3 separate regions of the Homo sapiens genome follow, and regions 2 and 3 are each linked to region 1. The links are chromatin contacts, found by Hi-C or POLR2A ChIA-PET in ENCODE. All regions are on one chromosome and are shown on one strand. Each heading gives the region's core, a stretch centred on a gene start or an enhancer-like site at or near the end of the contact. The rest is flanking DNA. Distances are from core to core; before and after follow the strand shown. Region 1 holds the start of LARP1B (La ribonucleoprotein 1B). Region 2 overlaps INTU (inturned planar cell polarity protein). Region 3 has its middle 41 kb from the start of LINC02615.

What was found. A loop is a pair of places that touch in the nucleus more often than their neighbours do. ChIA-PET counts read pairs that join two places held with the same protein, here RNA polymerase II (POLR2A). Pooled maps may share reads with other maps.
Region 2: a loop to region 1 is called in a pooled map, with 5 times the contacts of the local background. The contact joins the enhancer-like site here to the promoter of LARP1B in region 1. A Hi-C loop is called at or near these places in 2 of 50 pooled maps. POLR2A ChIA-PET finds 5 or more read pairs at or near these places in 3 of 52 experiments (H1, PC-3 and activated CD4-positive, alpha-beta memory T cell).
Region 3: a loop to region 1 is called in a map of sigmoid colon, with 6 times the contacts of the local background. The contact joins the enhancer-like site here to the promoter of LARP1B in region 1. A Hi-C loop is called at or near these places in 1 of 168 maps with a recorded cell type or tissue (sigmoid colon) and 3 of 50 pooled maps. POLR2A ChIA-PET finds 5 or more read pairs at or near these places in 3 of 52 experiments (MCF 10A, PC-9 and activated CD4-positive, alpha-beta T cell).

What each region holds. Positions count from the first base shown.
Region 1 is chr4:128,059,248-128,062,957 of GRCh38, reverse strand. LARP1B (La ribonucleoprotein 1B) reads right to left here and starts at 1,646. Exons shown (of 20, transcript NM_018078.4): 1 at 1,557-1,646. RefSeq lists enhancers at 564-1,422, 1,423-2,281 and a silencer at 740-2,239.
Region 2 is chr4:127,696,864-127,700,573 of GRCh38, reverse strand. INTU (inturned planar cell polarity protein) reads right to left here. Exons shown (of 16, transcript NM_015693.4): 9 at 511-564. Among named protein-coding and RNA genes, the nearest start is that of SLC25A31, 32 kb to the left of the region's middle. Within about 2 kb of position 1,618, at least 3 of the 41 ENCODE cell types and tissues checked have a DNase peak (open chromatin) inside an H3K27ac peak, as active enhancers do; they include PC-3, where a contact is called at or near this core.
Region 3 is chr4:128,385,479-128,389,188 of GRCh38, reverse strand. No RefSeq gene overlaps it. Among named protein-coding and RNA genes, the nearest start is that of LINC02615, 41 kb to the left of the region's middle. RefSeq lists an enhancer at 320-1,519. Within about 2 kb of position 2,033, at least 27 of the 41 ENCODE cell types and tissues checked have a DNase peak (open chromatin) inside an H3K27ac peak, as active enhancers do; they include PC-9 and sigmoid colon, where a contact is called at or near this core.

The DNA.
Region 1 (3,710 bases), core at 397-2,896:
TATTTTCCAGCACACTTATAACTTAAAGCACTTTATTTTTTTTAATTATACTTAAAGTTTTAGGGTACATGTGCACAACGTGCAGGTTACACATGTATACATGTGCAGCCATGTTGGTGTGCTGCACCCATCAACTCGTCATTTAACATTAGGTATATCTCCTAATGCTATCCCTCCCCCCTCCCCCCATAAAGCACTTTAAAAACCACATTTAAAGTCTCATTTTTAATATGACTGCTCAGCAGTGTTTTGAAAACCTTTTTTCATCTTATTTCACAAAAGACTACAATCGCGCTTCCACTTACGAATAAATCCCCTTGCTCTGACTTGCTTCAATCCTTTTATGTAAAAAAAAAAAAAAAAAAGTCTACCAAAACTTTCCCATACGAAGCACTGCAGTATCTAAAGTTAGCTACTTTCCCAAGTCACTAACACTGGGGACAAAACACAATCGCAACCGCGCCAGCAGGGATGCGCCGCCAAGCTACCACCTCCGTGCCCCCATCAGGCAAGGAGAACCTGAGGTCCCACCTCTTCCTGCCGCTCCCTTCCCAGATGCCCATGTCTGTAAATAGGCAGAGTGAATGACACCTTGGAACAAATTACCTCCGACTGACAGGGAGGGGAGGCCTGCCGTTACCCGGGCCTGGTGCCCGCTACCGCCGCCACGCGCCGGCAAGTCCCGCAAGTCGCCCCTGCCCGCACCCTGCCAGTGCCCAACGCAGAGCAACCACAGACCTGCCTCCAGGGTTTCCAGCGGGGGCGGTGGCGGACCTGTCGTGTCTGGGGACAGGTGCTGGGGAGGCTTTTTGGTCCAGGGATTTCCCTTAGGCGGCAGCAGCGGCGGCTGCCGCTTTTCCGCAGGGCCAGCTGCCACCTCTTCCCGGGCGTCCTCGGCCGGCGGATCCCGCAGCAACGGCGGCAACGGCGACGGCGGCGGCGGTGGCGGTGGCGGCTCCCCGCCGAAAGGGCCCCCGGGCCCACGCGCCTTGTGCGCCAGGTGCAGCGCCAGGGGCCTCACGGGGACAGCCGCCTGGGGCACGCTGCGTCCCAGCACCAGCGCCGGCGACGGCTCTCCCCGCGCCCCAGCGCTAGTGGCGGCCGCGGCCCTCTCCTCCCTCGCCGCCTCTTTGCCCTCACATTCGGGCGGGGGCGGCTGCTCGGCCGGCCGGTTCGCCGCGGCCAACAGCGACTCCCTCTCAGCAGTCACCGCGGGCGGATCCTCCCGAGAATGGGCGGCGGGCATCGGGGCGCGAGTAGACATCGTCCCTCTGCCCCAGCCGCCCCAGCCGGGGTGGCCCCGAGGCCAGGGAACCCGACTGCCCGTCTCTCCGCCGGGACACCGGCCGGCTCCAACTGGGGACAGACAACCCGAGAGCCCGGCGGCCGTGGCCGCCGCTGCCGCCGCCCGCCGAGGCCGCGCAGCGCCCGGCGTGACGCCCCTCCCCGCACCGAACGGAGCGCCAACCGCCCGCCGGCCCCGTCCTCTCCGCGACGCACGCCCCGAGCCCGCCACCACGCGCCGGGAGCCGCAGCCGGGAGCCGCGAGCCCTCACCTGGCGCAGGGCAGCCGCGGAGGCGCAGCACGCCGAGGCCGAGGAGCTTTACCCGAGTTGGGGAGGCGCGAGCAGCCAAAGCTGGTAACTGCCCGCGGAGGCGTGGAGACGGCGAAGAGGGGCGGCCCGAGAGCACGGGGCGGGGCCTCCCTGAGGAGCGTGACGTGGCTACTCACCGGGTCCTTCTCTCGCCGGGCCTCCCGCGGGAGCTGACGGATTCGCCCGCCCGGGTGCCGCCCGGCCCGAGGGTCTGCCCCGCCCCAGCTGCCCTCCGAGTGCGAGGGAGGACGAAGGGGACGACTCCCGGCTCACTGGCTGAGGCCGCCCCGACTGCAGGCTCAGGGGCGGAGCGCGCACCAGGCCTCTGTGGCTCGCGGCTGGCTCGCGGCCTGCCCCCGCGGCGACGGCGGCCAAGGGCCTGGGCGGGCCGCGCACATGGCGCTGGGAGGACCGAGCGCTCGATTTGCCCTTAGGCCCTAAAGCTGGGTCGCAGCTAGGCTAAGGGAGGGGACGCGGTGTCGACCCCCGGCCTGGGGCAGCTCCCAAGTGAAGTGGGCTCCGCGGCCCGGCCGCTTGGCCCGCTGGCGCCCGGCGCCTCCCCCAGGTGAAAGTTGCCTCCTGGCGCCTCGGGGCACCGCGATCACCTGTAATCTTGAGCCACGTCCCAGATGAAGGGGGAGTTACCTCTCGGTAACTGTTTAGGAAACCTTTGCCCCAGCGTTCGGCTTAGTGCGCTTCCCCGCCCGCATTCCCACCCACCAACTAAAAGAGTTCTAAAGCGTTCCTGAGTAAATTAAATAGTATTTCGCCGGCTTTTAAAATTTTTTGTTACCTGTTTCTTTAATTTGGGTAAATAGCACTTAATTACAAATTAACCATATTCCCAATAGGTTTTTTCTTCCTGGAATGGATGTTAAAATGGTACAAAGACGTTTTGATAATAAATCGGATACGAGCTTTCTACTTGGCACTCACATTCACTTAGAGATGATACTCGTTTCATTTTTGAGTCAGTGTTTGTGTCCTGGTGCAAGGTGGCTGAGAGCAGGTTCCGCCGCTGATTTTTTTCCGAGCCCCCCACCAACCCCATAGCCTTGTTAAATAAATTATCTGTGCTCGCCTTATGTTTGGGCTTTCAACCCCCACCCCCCACCCCACGCCCAATAAGTCGCTTCAATTACATTCAACTTGACGTTAATATTTTTTGCTTACTCAAAAGCCGTATTCGGCACAAATAATTTTCCTAAGGCTAATAACCTATTCATACATAACAGCTATAAACAATAAGGGTTTTCTTGTTTTCCGTGTCAGTGATCTCCAGTTTGCCCAACCCTAAGCAACCTGGCGAACCTTGTTGCAATTAAAAGGGGATTGTACTTCCACCTATATTCCCATCCATCTTTACTAGCTCTGTTATTAGTGGCGCTTTGTATTTTTTATTGGTGGTGGTGATGGTGGTGGTGGTGGTGGTTTGAGACAGAGTCTCACTCTATTGCCCAGGCTGGAGTACAGTGGCGTGATCTCGGCTAACTGCAACCTCTGCCTCCCAGGCTCAAGAGATGCTCCTGCCTTAGCTTCCTGAGTAGCTGGGATTACAGGCGCGCCACTACCACCCGGCTAATTTTTGTATTTTTAGTAGAGACGGGGTTTCATCAGGTTGGCCAGGCTGGTCTTGAACTCCTGACCTCAAATGATCCACCCGCCTCGGCTTCCCAAAGTGCTGGGATTACAGGCATGAGCCACCGCGCCCGGCATTTTTTTTTTTTTAAGAGGTAGTCTCTCTCTGTCGCCCAAGCTAGAGTGCAGTGGCGCGATCGCGGCTCACTGCAACCTCTGCCTCCCGGGTTCAAGCGATTCTCATGCCTCAGCCTCCCGAGTAGCTGAGATTACAGGCGCCCACCACCACACCCGGCTAATTTTTGTATTTTTGGTAGAGACGGTGTTTCACCATGTTGGCCAGGCTGGTCTCGAACTCCTGGCCTCAAGTCATCCCCCCACCTTGGCCTCTCAAAGTGCTGGGATTACAGGCGTGAGCCACCACGCCTAGCCTCACACCTCTGTAAAGTGTCCTTTTAATAATAAACTTAAAATTCCAAAATTTGAGCGTTCCGTCTGATTTTAGTTTCATCTGACTGACCCAATTTGCTGTAATTA
Region 2 (3,710 bases), core at 369-2,868, 360 kb after region 1:
TCAGCCCCAATTTTGAATGAGCCAATTCTTGAGGAGTCCTGGTTCCTTTTGGTGAGAAATGTTATTTATACACCATGGTCTGGGTATTAGTGGTACTTATCGCTACTGCGATGGTCACTATTGCTAGGCCTTTTCATTGGCCATAGCTAGGAAATACAATAATTAAAAGATTAAAAACGATATTGACACTTCCAATTTAAGTACAGCTCTACAGGGTTCTTATTTAACTTAATCAGTATTACATCTATATTTATTTTCCTCAAAAGCTTAGTTCTCAGTGACACCAGTGTAATTAATCATTTTTAATCCCATAATATACATTATGTAACAACTGTTTAAACTCAGTAGAAAATCCTAAGGCAAGCAAAATAGATTTTGTCACTGTCAAAACAGAGGCCTAATGTGTATTTCAAGATTATTATATATCCACTTGGTAAATATTTAGAATAATGACTGTTATACAAAATAATTCAACATTGAGCCTTTTATAAAATCCACTCCTTCCCTTACCAGTTCTGCAAAATCTGCAGCCTCCAAGTCACTTAATGCCATGTCTAATTCCATCTATGTTAAAAAAAAAAAAAGAGTAACATAAACATTTGACTCATATTAGTTACTTTTTTAGTAATGGCCATATAAAAAGTGCTTAATTACTACTTGAAAAATTGAGTATCTTTCTCTTTTGTGTTACTTAGGAAATGTCTCAAAATGGAACATATTGTTTTTAAGCTTTGCCACTGTAAAACAGTTTACTTATTTAACATATTGTTTTTAAGCTTTGCAAATATAAAACAACTTACTCATTTAACATACCATATTTCAACTAAATCTCAATAACTGCAAAATGGTCTTCACATGTATTCAATGCATAGTAAATTTATGAGCTTCAAAAGTTGCTTTCCAGTTTTAAGTTAGAAATTAATTTAACCCTTTTGATTTCATAGAAGAAAATGAAAATCAGTCTTAAAGTAGCCAACTTATTTTGAGTTGTTCTCGATTCTCCATTTCTTGTATATTACTCAATAGTTGGATTCTTGAAAAATATCAACATTCTTCCCTGTCTTTCTCCTGGACACAACGTTTTGCATTCAAGGGTTGTCAATCTTTATTCCTAGATTAAAACACGAAGGCAAGTGTTCCTCTGGAATCTGGCACAGTTCAACTACCCCACAGAGTTATTAGAAAAAAAAATCTCTTACTTAGGATTTGGGTTTTGTTTCTATGGAAATTGCCTGAACTCTTTCATGTATCACCTTTGTTCTTCTTTGAAGCATTCCAAATTTAAAAACAGAATAAATTTAATCTGAAGTTTAATCTGTAATACAAATATATATACAAATGAAAACTATCGGCAATTGAATTGTGTGGCATACATGCTATTTGTGAATAAGAATCCCTTTTTTTTGAGATGGAATCTCGCTTTGTCGCCCAGGCTGGAGTGCAGTGGCGCAATCTCAGCTCACTGCAATCCGCCTCCCAGAGAATCTTTTTTTTTTCTTTAAAGGCCAAGGCACTCTCTGCAGGACTGTTTCACACACTAACTGTGTCTTACTGAGATGACAAAAGCTTTTGAAATATTAGTCATGCCTTTCAATGCTTTTCACACAGTATGAGTTATTACTCATTTGTGACCTACATTTTTCTGCATCTAGCAAATACTTCAGGTTCCCTTTTTTTGTGGCTATTAGTCTGTCTTGTGAAAAACCACAGGACAAAAAATTACCAATTTGTGGTATTTGATCTCAGAAACTGTTCAATGAGTTGCTATTCCTGCTACTAAACTCTACAGGCTAATTAGTATACAAGATTAATATATATGTTTGTTTATATTCCTTAAACGAAAACATACAAATATCTTTTCTCTTAATTATTTCACTGTACCCTAGGAAAATATGATTGAAAAAAGAATATCAAAATGAGGAAAATTCTCAAATATCTGGGAAGAAAAACTAAAGTAAGACCTCATTATATACTAAACCTGGAACAAATAGGTTTTTTCCAAGTTAAAAATAACTATTTAGTTTGTTTTTAAAAATAAACAAGCAAAAATAACTATTTCCACCTAAAATTGCCAGGCATGTTACCTCACACACGACTTTTTTTTTTTTTTTGAGACAGAGTGTCCCTCTGTTGCTCAGGCTGGAGTGCCAGTGGCACAATCTTGGCTCATGGCAAGCTCTGCCTCCTAGGTTCATGCCATTCTCCTGCCTCTGCCTCCCGAGTAGCTGGGACTACAGGCGCCCGCCACCACGCCTGCCTAATTTTTTGTATTTTTAGTAGAGATGGGGTTTCACCGTGTTAGCCAGGATGGTCTCGAACTCCTGACCTTGTGATCCTCCCACCTCGGCCTCCCAAAGTGCTGGGATTACAGGTGTGTACTCCCAAAGTGCTGGGATTACAGGTGTGAGCCACTGCGGCCGGCCTCACACACGTTTTTAACTAGATTTCTTTTGTGGACATAGTTTCACTCTGGTTGCCTAGGCTGGAGTGAAATGGCATGAACTCAGCTCACCGCAACCTCCGCCTCCCAGGTTCAAGTGATTCTCCTGCCTCAGCTTCCCAAATAGCTGGGATTACAGGCATGCACCATCACACCCAGCTTATTTTGTATTTTTAGTAGAGACGGGGTTTCTCCATGTTGGTCAGGCTGGTCTTGAACTCCCGACCTCAGATGATCTGTCCACCTCAGCCTACCAAAGTGCTTGGATTACAGGCATAAGCCACCATGCCTGGCCTTTAACTAGATTTCTTAAGGCATTAAATTCCTTAATATTTTCCATTAGAAGATACATACTCAATAAATCCTACTTTTTAATACAATGAGAAATCTCAAGAGAAATGGAATCAACCTAAGTGTTCATCAACAGATGAATGGATAAAGAAAATGTGCCATATATACATAATGGAATACTATTTAGCCATAAAAAGAACAAAATCCTGTTATTTATGACAACACAGATGAACCTAGAGGGCATTATGTTAAATGAAATAAGCCAGGCACAGAAAGACAACTACCACATGATCTCACTCATATGTGGAACCTAAAAAAGCTGATATCACAGAAGGAGAGAGTAGAATGGGAATGGTGATTACCAAAGGCTTGGGTAGTTAGGGGAGAGGGTAAATGAGGAAATGTTGGTCAAAGGATATACAATCACAGATAAGAGGAGTCAAATTTAAAAAAATATTTAGAACAGGTAAGCTTACAGAAATGAAAACTATGCAAATGATTGCCTGGGGATGGAGGGGTAGGGAGAAGAAGAAATTGGGAGAGGAAAGAGAGAAGTAAATAATAACTACGAATGGTCACGGAATTTCTTTATTAGATGGTGAAATGTTCTAAAATTGATTGCGGCGATGGTTAGGCAGCTCTGTGAACAGACTAAAAAATGTTGGATTGCACATTTTAAATGGGAAAATTCTATGATATGTGAAATATCTCAATGAAGCCATTAAGGAAAAGACCTTGATTAAGTTCACGTAACTACTGTTCAAGCTGAAATTTTAAAATACACTGAGTAGAGAATCTTGACTATTAAACTGCTGTGCTATACTGCCTTAAACGAAGTAATTGGCAATTTAAACGGATAGGGCTTTATTGGTCTAAAACAGTGAGGTTTAATAATTTATTCTCATGTCTCAGAATGTTTCAGTATAAAGTGAAGGTCTTAAAATATTTTGAACTAAAAAAATGAAATCACAACTTATCA
Region 3 (3,710 bases), core at 784-3,283, 330 kb before region 1:
CAACGATAATATTCTTGAGAAAGGGCAAGACCACCACAGAAGAGCAAAAGGGATTAAGAACACAGGGGAATCACAGAGATTATTTCACAGTCTTGCAGAAATGCTAAAACCTGCATAGTGACTGTGCTGAGCAAAATGTCACACTGAGAAGGCTCTGTGGGACATCAGCGTCTATCAGGTCCATGAGCAGTAGGACCCCCCAAACAATTGCAGGTCCCAAGCAGGCTTTGCAACTCAGTCAGAATTTTCCTTTTTGCAAAGGTATTCCCAGTATTCACATTGCACATGTGTTTAAGTGCTAATTAATTGGGTGTAAATAGAGGAGAAATCCATGTAATTCAAGCTAATGCTATCTGTGAATGTCATTTTCCAAATTGAAGCCCATTTGGTTCTAGATATCAGCCAGACTACAAAGTAATCATGCACTCCAAAACCTGTCCTGCCCCACTAATGGGAAAACATCCTTAAAAAGCCCATTGAAGAGGCTCACCTGGATTTCAGGTAACATCTTTCTCACCTCCACCTGGTGCCTTTGATATTGAGGAAACCACAATATCAGAAACTCTGATCTTTCCTTTTAAAAACCTTCCCAAGGATTGGCATTCAATTCAGAATCATCAGTTCCTATAAACTACAAGTATTTTACATGCACTGGAGATCACACCAGCTTCAGTTGTCATGTCCCAGGGTCTTTACTGTGCCAGAGGTGACGAGCAACCTCGTGTTGTCTAGTCATTTCAATGTACATGTCATAGCTCAGGCATGTCCCAACCCAAGGCAGCGTGGTGTCAGTGGAAGAAGCTAAGATTCAGGCAAGAGAAGGGCTGGTCCCTAAGGAGGAATGGAGGTTGGGGTGAGAGACCCCAGTCCAATGAGCAGTATTTGAAGTGGAAAAAGCACATTTGGGCTCACATCAGGAGTCATATCTCAGGGGATCCAGTGTCATGAACAAGTGAGGGACAACAGTTGGGCATAGGTAAAAGTTTACCTGCAACCAACCCCCAACCTACATGGCATTTCCAGTAGCTCCATCTCTATCTGAATCATCCACCTGGTATTCAAGTTCATGTAAGCCCTTAACTATCTCCACAGGGTTTGTAATTAGACTCCTCAATCTCAGCCCTGGAGCTCAACAGGCAGCACCCCCTTACACTACATGCCAGCTGTTGTCACGCATTGCAGCTTTTCTCCCAGGCTTCCATATTATGGCTTCATTACATATGGCCACAGGGTGAGGAAAGGGCATCTGACACATATATGAGCCCCACACTATGTGACCTTGGGCAAGTTACTTTTATAAACTTCAGTTTTCTTATCCAGAAAATGGGAGCAATAGAGTTCCTTCATCTTAGGGTTGTTATGGGGATTAAATGAGATAATGAATGCAAAGAATGCCTGCCACGTGGTAAGTACTCAATAAAAACAGGATGGTGGATGGATCTTCTTAACCCTGGCCACATGCCTGGAACCCAACCTACCACAGTGGTTCTCAACCAGGGGTGATTTTGCTGGTTGCATTAACTGAGAGGGGCTGTGGGGCTACTAACCTCTAGTGAGTAGGGGCCAGGGATGCCACTCACCATCCTACAATGCACAGTGCAGCCCCGCAATAAAGAATTATCTTGTCCAAAATGTCAACAGTGCCAAGGCTGAGAAACCCTGTCCTGCTAGTAGCTTCACTTGACTTCCTTCGGCCCATGCTGCTACTGTGTCCCCCACGTTGGAGTGGCTTTGGAGCCCTTCCCAGGACCGGCCCATCCCACTGTCTCCTGAGCTCCCATTTGTGAGACTGTTTGTCAAAAGGCCGCCAGGCTTTAGTGCCCTGACCTGAGTCCATAACAGCAGGAGACAGGCAGAATCACCAGGCCTCTCTGACCAGAGACAGGCAAGAAACTGCCTCCTGCAGGGCTGTGGCAAAGAGCCACGTGAAAACAGGCACAGCAGCCAGTGGAGCGTTCCACCCAAACTGGCTCCACACCAGGCCCAGACCATGAGTCACCACCACATGCTGCCGCCTCTCGCCACGACCTTTCTTTATCCCTTCATTAGCCATAAATCTTCAGGAGCAAAACAGCAGAGAACAGACTGGGAAGGCCCTGGCAGAATATCACACCAGGCAAATGCCCAAATCAAAATTCAGAGTTAAATGCCCGGGCCCTGGATGAATGCCAGTCACGGCAAAGCAAGGCTCCCCCGAGCCATCCCTGCAAACCAGGGAAGTGGACAAACGGAACCTCCACTCTTGCCATAATTTAAATCATGTGACAACACTGGGGCATCCTCTCCAAGAGAAGAAACAGATGTGTTTAGCAATACCCAGATGGCTGGAGACAAACTGAAGAACCTGTGCAATGTTTGCCTCTAATTCATGCTTGCACCAAAAGTCCCCGACTCCTCTAATGTCAAATGGAATTAATATTAAGTCTTTCATGCAGTGTTGTGAGAAACAATTGACACAAGTTATTAAGTGGTGCTTTGACTCAAAATAAAGCAAATTTGGCTTTTTTGTTTTCTGGTTGTTTGCTTCCTTTTTAGAAGCAAACCATAATGCTGGGGAAAAGCCTGGCAGAGGCAGCTCCTCCTACACGGAAACTTTACTCTGCCCAATCTCACTGGAATTGTCTTTTTCAAAGTGTAGTTTCTAAGCACCTGTGTTAGAAGTACCTAGAGAGCCAGAAAACAAGCAGATTCCTGGGCCCTACCAACAACCTACTGAATTGAAATGTTTGTGAATAAGGCTTTGGAAGGTGCCCTTTTAACAAGTTCCCCACTTGAGTTTTATACCCCCTAAAGTTTCAGAACCTTGTAACAGTGAATAAACCCTGGGACAGCCCAGCCACTGCCACTATTTCCAGCAGTAAGAAGACAGACTGGGTCCTTAGCTTGCTTCTTTCCTCTGCCAATGGTACCCCATCTTATGCAAGTGAAGCTTCTGGACAAGACAGGACAGACCCGGAATGACTCATCTGAGCTAAACTGTCCACCCTCACACTGATGTTTATAATACTGACAGCAGCAAATTGCCATTTGTCCTTCTTGGTTTTGTAATTTATGTCAACATTCTCAAAGTTAAAAGAGCCTGAGTGTTTCCCTTTCACAGCTGGATGCTGACGGCTCTGAGCAAACTCCCATCTCCATTGCTTGTTACCAGGGAACTCATGATAAACAAACAGATCTGACCTTAAATCAATCTCTCTTCCCCTCACTCCTCCCCTCACCCACAACAACTTTTTTGAGTATTTAATGTGTGCTCCAGACATTCACATACATTTTTCTTGCAAAAGGTCTTGTGAGGAATTAGCTCCATTTTACAGATGAGGGAACTGAGCCACTAAGAGGCCATGTAAGAAACAGAACTGATGCTCGACTAGGCTTTCTGACTCCAAACCCAATGCTCTTAACAGCTAAACTACACTGCCTCCTGCTGTCTCCAGGAAATGATAATTCAGTGTAGCCACCAATTGACTGTGGTTGTCTAACCTTTAAAATCTTCTAACCATACCATTAGCAAGCACAAACAAGCAGACCAAGTAAAGGAGGATTATTTTATGACTACTCGACCATCCAGTTTCATCAATTCATGAACTTCTGGGATAATACCAACAACTCACATTTGTTAAGCACTTACTGCTGCAAAGAATTCTTCCAAGTGCTGAAAGTACTCGTTTAATCCTCGCAACCACTCTTGGAGGTCAGTGCTACCATTGTTC